Regions from separate parts of the Homo sapiens genome. Here region 2 is linked to region 1. The links are chromatin contacts, found by Hi-C or POLR2A ChIA-PET in ENCODE. All regions are on one chromosome and are shown on one strand. Each heading gives the region's core, a stretch centred on a gene start or an enhancer-like site at or near the end of the contact. The rest is flanking DNA. Distances are from core to core; before and after follow the strand shown. Region 1 has its middle 23 kb from the start of RNU6-1. Region 2 has its middle 56 kb from the start of PIAS1.

Region 1 (6,411 bases), core at 2,652-5,151:
TGGATCCAAGCCCTCAGAATCAATTCATCCGTGAAACATTCACTGAGCCTCCTCTGTGTTCCAGGCCCTGAGGATAAAACGTGATCTGAGTCTTCAAGTAACTCAGGAGCCAGGGTGAACAGCCAGGGACGGGAGTCGGCCAAAGGAGGGGCCTTGGCAGGGGTAGGGAGGGTGAGGAGGTGCTTCCAGGAGGTGGCGGCAACCTGCTTGAGTCTTAAAGGACAGGAAGAGCCAGGCTGGTAAAGGGGTGAGGGTTGGGAAAAGGGCATTGAGGGCAGAAGGGCTTGAGCACAGAGGGGAAAGAAACCCCTGAGAGACACCATCAGCACACTCATTTCAGCTCTGCGGCTCACCTGCCTCCACTGTCCCCGCTTCTGCCGCTGCCCTGGTTACCAGAAGTCGTTTTGTTCAGTGGGAAGGTGGGCACAGGTCACTGCTAGGGGTGGGTACCTGAACATGCCAACCAGAGCCTCCTTTTTCCAAGATGTTTGAACATGGGTCAGATGGTCTCTCTCCAGGGCCTGACGGTGAGAGGTGCAGCCTGCAGAAGGCCTTAGCAGTGGGTGTGCAGGGGGCACCGTGAGAGTGGGCAGACCAGGCTGTCTGAGCAAGGACTCAACACACCTCTGAGGTCCCGCTGCATGCTCAGCATGGGTCCCGGGACACATGCCAGGGCCTTCTTAACACATTTCTTGTTTCCTTTAGATTGTCCAAATTGGGTTTCTGTCACCTGTAACCAAAGATCCTTGCTGACACAGCCCCTGAGTTGGTCAGACTCAGGAGAGGGACATTTAAACTAAGAGAGGCTCACCTATAGATCAGGAAGCCAACTGACTCATTTCCCGTGAGAAGTGTCACGGCTCAGTGGGTCAGCCTTTCACATCATTACTGCCGGTGTCTCCTTTCCCTGGAGAAAAGCCATCTGGATTGACAACTGGCCTCTTGGAGCAGGCCCCAGGCCCAGCAAGGATCTATAGCTAGAGGCATCAAGCAAGGACTGCCCAAGGGTCCAAAAACTGTTTCTGTTAAGGTCCAGACAGTGAATATTGTAGACTTTGCAGTCTCTGTTGAAACCATTCAACTCTACCACTGCAGTGTGAAAACAGCCACAGACAGCACATAAATACATGAGCATAGCTGTGTTCCAATAAAACTTTACTTATAAACATTGAAATTTGAATTTCATACAGTTTTCATGTGTCCTGATGTATTACTCTCTCTTTTTTCTTTTTTGAGACGGAGTCTTGCTCTGTTGCCCAGGCTGGAGTGCAGTGGCGCAATCTCAGCTTACTGCAACCTCTGCCTCCTGAGTTCAAGTGATTCTCCTGCCTCAGCCTCCTGAATAGCTGGAATGACAGGCACACACCACCACACCTAGCTAATTTTTGTATTTTTAGTAGAGACAGGGTTTTGCCATGTTGGCCAGGCTGGTCTGGAACTACTGACCTCAGGTGATCCACCCGCCTCGGCCTCCCAAAGTGCTAGGATTACAGGCGTGGGCCACAATGCCTGGCCAATATATTACTCTTCTTTCAACTTTTTTAAGAACATTAAAGCCATTCTTAGCTCTCAGACCAAGCAGAAACCAGTGGTGAGGGACCAGATTTAGCTTTGCAGCCTGTAGTCTGCCTGCTGTTGGCCTAGGGCATGAACACGTATGCTGAGAAAGAAGATGGTTGACAAGGAGGCTGGACAACTGGGTCCATGGGCCAGGCCAGGGACACTTCTGGGGCTGCTATGCAGGCTTGTCACTCTAGCTGCTTCTTCTCTAGCCATTCAGATCACCCTCTTCAGTCTACACCCTCCTGAAGAAGAAGCTCAGGACCCATGAGTGGGCTTAAGTGCTTGGAAATGATGACATGTCTAGTCTTGCCTTCCAAAATTTAGCCTTGGACTGCCTTGATGCAGCCGCTCCTGACGCTTCTAGGGGCAGCTGTCCTGCCCCTATCCCCTGTGAAAAGCAGATTATGAAAGCCCACTCATCCCACCCCACACAACCCAGGACCCAGAGGCCAGGGAGAGAATAGGCTGGCTGCAGCCGCTGACTCATGCCCTGGCATGAAGGCATGAACTTGTTCGAGAGGGATCTTAAAAGATACAGTAGGAAGCTGCAGTTACAAGTGGGCTCTGTGGCTGGGTGTGGTAGCTCACACCTGTAATCTCAGCACTTTGGGAGGCCGAGGCAGGTGGATCACTTGAGGTCAGGAGTTCAAGACCAGCCTGGCCAATATGGTGAAAACCTATCTTTACTAAAAATACAAAAACCAGCAAGGTGTGGAGGCATGTGCCTGTAGTCCCAGCTACTCGGGAGACTGAGGCAGGAGAATTGCTTGAACCCGGGAGGTGGAGGTTGCAGTGAGCCGAGATTGTGCCACTGCACTCCAGCCTGGGGAACAGAGTGAGACTCTATCTCAAAAAAAAAAAAAAAAAAAAGTGAACTCTGTGACTGGAAGGTTGAGTAGATTCAGGGACCAGGGTAGTTGTAGGAGGCCAGATGTCAGTTGAAGTTGGGGGAATGGAGATTGGTGGAAGAGATAACAGTGGGTATCCTGGAGACAGAGATTGACCGACTGACTGGCTGAAAGAGAGACAGACACAGCAGGTGAATCCCAGACCTGCCTTGTTTCTGGCCCTTCCTGAGGCTTGACTAGGGGGTCTTCACTGTAACTTCATAGCCCCCTTCCCCTATACCTGGGGTAATCTGGGTAATCCCAATGCTTCTCCAATACGTTCTATCAAACCAGAAGCTGTGGAGCAGGTAATTTCTTTCTATTTATTTATTTTTGGATTGGTATAAATTTATGGGATACAAGTATAATTTTGTTACATGCACAGAATTCGTAGTGGTGATGTCAGGCTTTCAGGGTATCCATCACCCAAATAACATACATTGTACCCATTAAGTGAATTCTCATCATCCATCCCCACATCCCCTTCTCTGCGTCCACTATCATTCATACTCACACCCATATGTATACATTATTTAGTTCCCACTTATGAGTGAGAACATGAGTATTTGTCTTTCTGTGTCTGACTTTTTTCACCTAACAACCTCCAGTTCCATCCATGCTGCTGCAGAAGACACAATTTCATTCATTTTTGTGTCTGAACACGATTCCATTGGGTATACAGATCATATTTTATTTATCCAATCATCTGTTGATGGAGACGTAGGTTGATTCCATGTCTTGGAGGACGTCATTTCCGCTGTTGGCGGAACTCATCCTGAGCTTCTGATCTTACTCTCCAAGGGAACTCTGCACTTCATGTTGGGGACTTTTTGCTGTCTTGGTGTCTGCAGGTTGGAATCTTGCTTCAGCCACAAAATTTCAGTTGGGTGGTCTGGGTCTCACTTCCCTCACCTCTTAAATGGCTGTCCTGCATCATGCACCATTTACTATGACAATGTTGACCTTTATCTGAGCCCTGTGCCTCCAGAAGGCAGCGACGATAAAGTTCTCCAACCTCTTTAAGTTCCAAGGAAAGAGCTAAGCCACAAAGGACCACCTTAAGCTCGCATCCCAAGGAAATACGGATCTCCATCCTTTCTTACTATTCCCTAAGATTCGCTGATGACTCCATTGTTTACCTGCCTCTCTAAAACCCCAGTCCCCTTTGAGATGCTCCTCATTAATGAACGTTCTCCCTATTGCAATGGCCTGAATGAAATCTTAACTGTCTGGGGCTTTTGGCGTTCACAATGACCATAATTGTGCTATTGTAAGCGTCAATCGGGGGCGCAGCCGGAGTCCCAGGTCCCAGTCCTGGCTTCCCCATGTCAGGCTTCCCCTTCGGGCCGGTTTCAGGTCTCAATTGGGAGCTCCCTAAGGGCCCCTGGCTTAGAATATGTGTGAGTGGCAACCCAGTCCCTCAACCCCTGCGCGGGGAGCCGGGGCAGAGCGAACTGCTGTAACTTTCGCACGCCGCCACCAGAGGGCGGCGGCTCCGCGGAGGAGGGCCCCAGCCTCTGCGCCGGCTCGCGCCCGCAGTGCCTTTAAAACGTGCGTTGGAAGTAGACGCCACGCAGCCTGCTTTCCAGAGTCCCGGCGTTTCCCCTCTTCCACCGCTGCACTCCAGGGGCCTCCCTTACGCGTCCGCACGCGGCGAGTCCTTCCACTATGCAGGGCGCGCCGCAGGACTCTTGAGTGGGCGGGAAGGCTGGAAAGCCAGCCTGGAGCTTCTGGTCTCTAGTGCTGTGCAGGGCACAAGGTCCCTGCCCCTCCCGCGGCCGCTGGCCTCTCTTCTCCTTAAGCCAGGTCGAAGGATTCCTGAGGCAGCGGGAAATGGGGAGGAGGGACAGGAGTCCCAAGACCACTGTCTTGGGTGCGGGATTTAACCAGTCACACCCGTCAGCCCCTTGGAACGTCACAGTGTTCCCTTAAAGTGGGCAAGACAAGAACTGTTGCCCCGTCTGAAAGTGGGCAAACGGGCTCCCAAAGAAAAAAGTTGATTAGGAGAGCTAGTAAATGGCAGAATTAGGACAGGAACTCAGTTCTCCTAGGCCCAGACTTGGAGCTCTTGGGGTGGGGCAGCACAGAGATGGCTGTCTGCCTGGCGTAAGTAAACTGGTCCCTTCAGCAGAAACGGGCGCTGCACATCCTCTTCCCGCAGGACGGCGACCCCTGGACATCAAAATGCAGCCACTTTTGGACTCAAATTGTAGAGTTCTTTTTTGTTGTTGTTGTTATTTATGTATGTATTTATTTATTGACACGGAGTCTCGCTCTGTCACCCAGGCTGGAGTGCAGTGGCGCGATCTTGTGTCACTGCAACCTCCACCTCCCGGGTTCAAGCAATTCTCTTGCCTCAGCCTCCCGAGTAGCTGGGACTACAGGCGCCCGCCACCACGCCTGGCTAACTTTTGTATTTTTAGTCGAGACGGGGTTTCACCATGTTGATCAGGCTGGTCTCGGACTCCTGACCTCGTGATCCACCCGCTTCGGCCTCCCAAAGTGCTGGGATTACAGGCGTGAGCCACCGCACCCGGCCCAAATTGTAGAGTTCTATGTACAGCCACGTTTCCATGATCTTTTTTTGTTGTTTTTGTTTTGTTTTTGTTTGAGACACAGTCTCACTCTGTTGCTCAGGCTGGAGTGCAGTGATGCGATCTTGGCTCACCGCAACGTCCGCCTCCCAGGTTCAAGTGATTCTCTTGCCTCAGCCTCCTGAGTAGCTGGGATTACAGGCGCACACCACCACGCCTGGCTAATTTTTGTATTTTTAGTAGAGAGGAGGTTTCACCATGTTGGCCAGGCTGCTCTCGAACTCCCAGCCTCAAGCGATCCACCACCTCGGCCTTCCAAAGTGCTGGGATTACAGGTGTGAGCCACTGCGCCCGGCGTGTTTGCTTTTTAAAGTGCATATGTCTACATACACATTTTAGAGGCAAATAGAAATACAAAAGCCAAACTGTCCACAGTGGCTGTCTGTGGCAGTTGGAGTAGCAGTAATGGAAATTGCATTTTCTCTGTATTGTCCAAAATATTCACTACTAGCATATATAAATCAGAAAGAGGAGCAATGATTCAGGACTTCTGTTTGACAAAATGATAATAATAATAATTCCTCTTTAAATAATTGGAAAATACAGGCTGGATGCAGTGGCTCATGCCTGTAATCCTAGCACTTTCGGAGGCCGAGGTGGGAGGATCCCTTGAGCCCGGGAGTTTGAAACCAGCCTGGGCAACATGTCAAAACTCCATCTCTACAAAATAAAAAATAAAAATAAATAAAAATGGGAAAATAAAGAGAATGAAGAAAATAAAATTCATCAGTACCCCCTGCCAAATATTGGTATTTTTCTTTCTGGTTGGTTTCTTTCTCTACAAAATGTGAATAACGGTATTAACTGTACAGGAATGTTGTGAGGATTGAGTGAGAGAACGTATATAATAGTTAACATTCCAGAAGTGTTAGCTATTTTTATATGTAACAAAATCAGCACCAGACTGTATCTACTGTTTCTGTGCTGCCGTCTTCACAGCCAACATTGCTTCATGAACAGTTTCCCATTCAATTATGCTTTTTAAAATTGTATTTTTAGTGATAGTACAGTATTTTATTACATTTAAGTACAATTTATTTAAGTTATCCCCTATTGTTAAGCCTTTAGATTGTTTCCAATTTTTGCTGTTAAAATAACAGAGAGATTAACATCTTTAAACATCTACCTTTGTCAGCATTTCTGATTATTTCCTTAGATGAATTTTTTAGAGGTAGGATTACTGGGACAAAGGGTGCAAATATTTTTCAGGCTTTTGACTCAGGTTACCAAATTGCTTCCCAGAAAGATCTTGCCAATTTACATTCCCACCTGCAGTGCGTGAGAATGTCTGCCCCACAGCACACAAAGGAGGGATTTTATTTTGGGATGGGTGAGATTTGAGTCTGTTGCTGAACCGAGGAAAATGA
Region 2 (6,411 bases), core at 2,902-5,401, 140 kb after region 1:
CAGCGCTTGCAGTGAGCTGTGATTGTGTCACTACACTCCAGACTGGGTGACAGAGCAAGACTCCATCTCAAAGTAAAATAAAATAAAATAAAAGTTATGCCCTGGTTAATCAGAAAAATAAAGAAGCATACCTGATCCTCCGGATGGTAGTTCTGTTTTATGGAACAGTGTGCCTCTGCTGACTGTGATCAGTCCTGCTGACCCTGGATATCATCCCAGACTCAATAACTCAGACTTAAAGAATGGTATTGAGGAGAAGGAGATGCTTTGGGGTAAGATCAAGCCCTAGACTTTGAAGGTGAGATTTCCTGAAAAGTGGGAGAAGATTTGCAAGCCAGAGTAAAAAGATGTGCAAGTCAGATCTGTAAGGCAGAAGCACAAAGGAGGAAGCTTTCTCAGAGAAGCCTGAGGCTGGGGCACAGGATTAGAGACTGGTAGGGCCCCAGGTAGGACTGAGTTGTGCAACATGGCAGCCCTGGGGAGGGTTTAACTTATTGATGTGCTCCGTCAAACTATGAAAAATTATATAGCACGCAAGCTTAAAATGTTTCCCACTACTACACAGAGATTCCCCTAGATATCTTATCCTCCTAGTTTCGCCTCATATGACATTGCTGTGGAGATAAAGAGGTCAGGCAGAGGAGGAGAGTGGCCTCTCCCTCCTGTGAGAAAAGGCACTTGCTCCCAACAGGATCAGGAGTGAGGACTCAGATGGTCCTCGCAAGCCATCAGGGGGAGCATGTGGTGTTGAAGAGACCCTGCCGTTCAAACCTCCTTGCTGGTAGTGACACTGAGGGACTGGAACCCCTTAAGGGGAAGCAGCTGAGGTTTGGGCCAGCTCAGGTGAAGCAGGCTGGCTGCCCTCTGCCCTAATCCTCTGAAGGAGCTGGAGGTAAGAAATGCTCTGACTCTCTCACAGGAGGGCTGGAAGACCCAGTTCAGTGGGAACTGTAAAATGCTTGGGAAAACAGAGACCCCTATTAATGCAAAATATTATTATGAACCCTCCCTCCCCACATACTTTTCAACCTCATGAGGTGTTGTCTTTAAGGCCCAGTCTGGTTTAAATTATAAGATGAATAAACTCACCTGACCTGACAAGCAAATGTTCTGCTGGACCCACAGAGCCTTGGAAAGAGCAGCCTTTGCTTCTCCGCCCGTTTAGGAGGAGCAACCCTGTGGGCCTGTGGGAAATGCATGGACTGGGTGTCTGGCAGGTCTGGGTTTGAAGCTCAGCTTCATGAGCAGTGGGCCTTGGCCTTGCTGCGCCTCATTTTCCCCCCCTCACAGGGCTGTCTTGAGGCTGGGTGGAGTAGTCCTCTGGAAGCCCTGAAGGTTTGACCGTTCTAAAGCAGTGTTTCAGGTGAATTTATACATTGATGGGAAGGAAAGAAAGTCTGTTGGATTTTTAGACGATGCTTATGCTTTGGATACAATCAAGCTCTTTCCCCAAGGGCCAGACCAGGGACAAATGAGCTGTATCCCTAGTAAGCTAGCTTTCTTTTAATATGAGGATGTATTATTTGCCACAAAGGACAAATGTGAAACTACCTCTTGATCAGTCACAGACTGTGGGCCTCTTGGGAGTCTGGGAGGTCACAGGTCAAGGCCTAGAGAAATGGCTGTGTCCTAGGATTAGGGACAGTGGAACTGCTTTCTCTCCTGAGGCCTCTTTGGTGTGGTCATGGGGTGCTGCTGATGTCTGCAGCCCTCTGGGCACTCTCTCAAAGCTGCCCTGTAGCTGGAACATCTATCTGCATCCCTACTCAGCGCAGAGGCAGTGAAATGGCAGCAAACAACTCCCTTCTATTTCCTGGTGGCTTGTTCTCTGGGACACGGAGAAGAGCATGGTGACTGCCAGGTTTCAGGCCTATCTAGCAGGGCAATGAGAGCTCCTGGGCACCTGAGGATTCAGAACCACTTCTTTCTTTCTTTTTAATTTTTTTTTTTTTTTTTTTTTTGAGACAAAGTCTTGCTCTGTCGCCAGGCTAGAGGGCAGTGGTGCGATCTTGGCTCATTGCAACCTCCGCTTCCCAGGTTCAAGCAATTCTCCTGCCTCAGCCTCCTGAGTAGTTGGGATTACAGACACACACAACCATGCCCAGCTAATTTTTGTATTTTTAGTAGAGACGGGGTTTCACCGTGTTGGCCGGGATTGTCTCGATCTCTTGACCTCATGATCCGCCTGCCTTGGCCTCCCAAAGTGCTGGGATTACAGGCATGAGCCACCGTGCCCGGCCCAGAACCACTTCTTAATTGAAGAGAACATCTTCCTTCTCTTTGTCTATGGGATAAAGTCCTATACCTGTAACCAAGGCCATACCCAAGGGTCCCCCAAATAGCTCAACTCAACTGGCTGATGCTCATGGGTAGCCATGACCCCTCCAGCCCATTGCCCAGCCTGTCACACGCTTCCTGCCTTTACACATGCCACTCCCTCACTTCCTATTTCTACCAGATGAACACCTGCCTGTTTATCAGTGTCTCTGAGAAAACATCCCCCTTTCCCCCCAAGAGCAAGGGCAAGGCTCTGCCTTCATTGCATCCTTAGCCCTCCAAGCTAGCTGATCTACTCTCACATCACTCCCCTGACCAGCATGTAGAAGCAATCCACACAGAAGCAGGCCTGGCATGAAGTGTGGTCCTGGGGCCCCTGTTGGGCCATCTTAACTCATTGGTTGCTTGATCATGAGGTGGGGCCCAAAGAAGTGACAGGGCTGCTGGGACTGAGGGAATTACTCAGGCAATTGATGCTGACTCTACCTTTTTGTGATCAATCTGGTCTCCTTGGTTCCAGGATTTGGAGCTCTGTGCTCCAGCAATGCAAGCTGCCTCTGAACCATTTGTCTTGTCCTCCTGCCCTAGGACTTTCCTTCTGCCTTTGACTTTAATTTTCTGCATGGATCCTGGACATGGTTCAAACTTCTGGTTCTAGTGGCCCAACTCTCTATGAAGAAGAATTCCCTGTCTCAGCCCCAGAATCTCAGGTTTTCACCCAGCTTGCTATCCTCAAGGGATAAATCAGACTCTTTCCTCTCTGCATCCCATCTTTTTGTTGTATAACTTATTTTGGGTTTTGCTTGTTTGTTTTTTGAGACAGGGTCTCGCTGTGTTGCCCATGCTGGGGTACAGTAGCATGATCACAGCTCACTGTAGGTTCAATTTTCTGGGCTTCAGTAATCCTTCTGCCTTAGCCTTCCCAGTAGCTGGGACCACAGGTGTGTGCCACCATACTCGGCTAATGTATTTTTATTTTTTGTAGAGGCAAGGTCTCACTATGTTGTCCAGGCTGGTCTTGAACTCCTGGGCTCAAGTGATCCACCTGCCTTGGCCTCCCAAAGGGCTGGGATTATAGGCATGAGTCATCATGCCTGACCTAACTTATCATTTTGTCTTCTAACTATTTGTTTTCATGACTAAGCCCCTCCCTGGACTGTGAGCTATTTAAGGGCAGAGTGGATGTCATAACATATTTCATAAATTAATGCATGAATCAATGATGATCAGTGTCTGTAGTATTACAATCACTTGTAATGCTACAGATGATATTATAGCCCTATGAATTACATAGAAAATCATTTTTATCATCCATGACTTCCATTTCAAGTCTCCCAAGAGGGAGGAAAAAGAATCTCTGCCTGTCTGGCCCCACGTGGAGTCCAAGGAATATTATAGTTCTTTTCCTTGTATTTTTCTAACGCCACTACATTTTGGGGGGCTTATCCACCTTAGTACCTACTAAGTTCAAATTTGGACTAAGTCTGTAGCTCGGTTGTGCATTTTGAACTTCATCTTAAATTGGTCATGGCCCATTGCTACTGCTTCACATTTCCTCCGTCGTGTTTTCTCTTTTATTGCTTCTATAGGTTGTGAGTTAGGATAATAAAGTCAAGATAAAATTGCTCCAAGCCATTTGCAGCTCTGGGAAGCTGGCACAGGGCTGCCAGGAGCTGGCTGGGTGCCACCAAGAGGAAAAAATATTCTTCCGTGTTGCCAGCCTTATCAGGACTCCTCACAGTTTCTTGCCAAAATTTTAGGAAAACGATGATCTACTCCCCTGCAGCTATTCTGTATGTTTCTATAGGTGGGGAGTCTTTCAACAAGGATTTTCACTAAAAATACCTCTCATGTTTTTCCCCTGGTTTAAGACTGTAACTTGAGCTCCATATTGTGAAATACTGACATTGAGATATTAATCACTGTGCATAGTTGAGGCATCATTGTCATCATCATCAGCCACTCACACTAACTGAAAGTTTATAAGCTATGGAATCCCACTCAGGACGTGCTCATGAAAGAATAATTGGAGATTATTTTTTAACTGTGAAAAATGTTCTTTTGGAGGAATGAGGAATTGGGAAAATAGGAACAGATTATAGAAAGCTGGTAGGAAATCACAATTCTATTCTTTTATTTTCTTTCTGTTTGTTTTTCCAAGATAAAGGGTCTCCTTATGGTGCCCATGCTGGCCTTGAACTGGGCTCAAGTGATCCTCCCACCTCAGCCTGCCAAAGTGCTGGGATTATAGGCATGAGCCACTCTGCCTAGCCTAAAATTTTCAATTTTTTTATGGAGGTGTGGTCTCACTATGTTGTCCAGGCTGTTCTTGAACTCCTCCCTCCTCGGCCTCCCAAAGTGTTGGGATTACAAGCATGGGCCACTGTGCCCAGCCCACACAACTCTACTCTTTTAAATATTTGCTCTACATCTGTTTGATGCCACAACAATGACTCAATTCCGACAATTCAATTTATTTATATGGGTGTGGCTTTTTTTTCTTATTCGATGGGGGAGTTTGTCTATCTGGCATAGACAGACAAGCCAAATTTCAAATTCTTGTTTAAGTGTTGAGAAGATATGGCCATAAGCATGTCTTTACTCAGTCAATCAATTGAACTTCAATCAACAGTGCCTACTGAGCACTAACTATGTGCATGCCCAGTCCTGTGTTTGGAAGGATACAGAGAATAAGGTACCATTTCTCCCTTTTCTTTATTAATTTATAGTCTAGTCAGAATTTATAGACTAGTCAGGCAGTCCTGGGCTCAAATCCCAATGCTATAACTTAGCAGCAAAGTGGAATTTTGGCAAATGATCTAATATCTCTGCACTTCTGTCTCCTCCTCTGTCAAATGGGGTGATGATAACACCTAATTCACAGGGCTGCTGTAGGAATCAAGGGAGATTGTGGGTGTATTCTGTGGGGTGTATCTATAAGTATTGGCTTTCTTCCCCTTCCCTTAGCCTTTAGCCTGGGGTAACCTCAGTGGAGAGGATTCCTAGAAGCCCTGTGTAAAAGCCTTCTTCTTAAGGCTAAGGGCAATTACCTCCATGGCCACGTGAAAATGGGCGCATAGTGGCTGGCTTTAAGTGAAGGCTGCAAACTGGCTGCCCACTGGCCAAAGCCAGAGTTAGACACTTCCAATTAGTCCTATATGATGTTAAAAAAAAAAAAAGTAATCTGCGGGCACAGTGGCTCATGCCTGTAATACCAGCACTTTGGGACGCTGAGCTGGGGGGATTACTTAAAGTCAGGAGTTTGAGACCAGCCTGATTAATGTGGTGAAGCCTCGTCTCCACTAAAAACACAAAAATTAGCAGGGCATGGTGGTGCACGCCTGTAATCCCAGTTACTCGGAAGGCTGAGGCAGGAGAATTGTTTGAATCTGGGAGGTGGAGGTTGCAGTGAGCCAAGATCTCGCCACTGCACTCCAGCCTGGGTGACTCAGTGAGACTCCAACTCAAGAAAAAGAAAAAGAAATCTGTTGCAAGCATTTAAATATCAAAAGCTATTCATTAAAACCCCAATTTGGGGATTCTCTTGAAAATCGGAAGATTCTGGCTTTTGACATTTGGATGGAGCTGACCACAAGCTACTTTCTTTGGATGGGTCAAGCACTCTCCAGAGTGCTTGTGACTTCCCACAGGGAGATCAGATGTGGTAAAAGGACACCATTAGTTCAGATCTAGCCAAAGTTCAAAGCTTAAGAAAAAGAACCAAGCCAAGAATGATGAGCCAGGGCAGCCCTGATAGGACCCACCAGAAGAGTAAAGGCTTAGTTCATTTAACAAATATTATTGAGCACCTTGATGTGCAAGTCACTGCATTGGGTGCAAGTGGGAAAGAGAAAGAACATGTGTTGGGAGCCTACTATGTGTCAGGCTCTGACATGAGCTCATCTAATCCATCAACTTCTTGAGGTAGGTATTAAGATTTTTTTTTTTTTTTTTTGTAAATGAGAAAGTAGGATTAAGTGGCTAAATGGATCAGCTGCTAAGTGCTGGAGTCAGGATCCCTGTACTCTGAGGGCCTAGGTTTGTCCTCTATACCTCAAGCCTGCGAGAGCAGGATGGAATGCGTCATATGTTCCTCTGTACTGTTCCATGTGCAAACTGGGCACATGACTGTGG

The links. Hi-C counts contacts between places; a loop is a spot of excess contacts on that map. ChIA-PET counts read pairs that join two places held with the same protein, here RNA polymerase II (POLR2A). Pooled maps may share reads with other maps.
Region 2: a map of MCF 10A shows a loop between it and region 1 (4-fold over the local background). The contact joins two enhancer-like sites. A Hi-C loop is called at or near these places in 4 of 168 maps with a recorded cell type or tissue (CD14-positive monocyte, MCF 10A, PC-3 and 1 more) and 4 of 50 pooled maps. POLR2A ChIA-PET finds 5 or more read pairs at or near these places in 4 of 52 experiments (B cell, GM12878, MCF 10A and 1 more).

What each region holds. Positions count from the first base shown.
Region 1 is chr15:67,859,655-67,866,065 of GRCh38, forward strand. No RefSeq gene overlaps it. Among named protein-coding and RNA genes, the nearest start is that of RNU6-1, 23 kb to the left of the region's middle. RefSeq lists enhancers at 68-568, 624-713, 3,063-3,152. Within about 2 kb of position 3,902, at least 13 of the 41 ENCODE cell types and tissues checked have a DNase peak (open chromatin) inside an H3K27ac peak, as active enhancers do.
Region 2 is chr15:67,994,845-68,001,255 of GRCh38, forward strand. No RefSeq gene overlaps it. Among named protein-coding and RNA genes, the nearest start is that of PIAS1, 56 kb to the right of the region's middle. Within about 2 kb of position 4,152, at least 3 of the 41 ENCODE cell types and tissues checked have a DNase peak (open chromatin) inside an H3K27ac peak, as active enhancers do.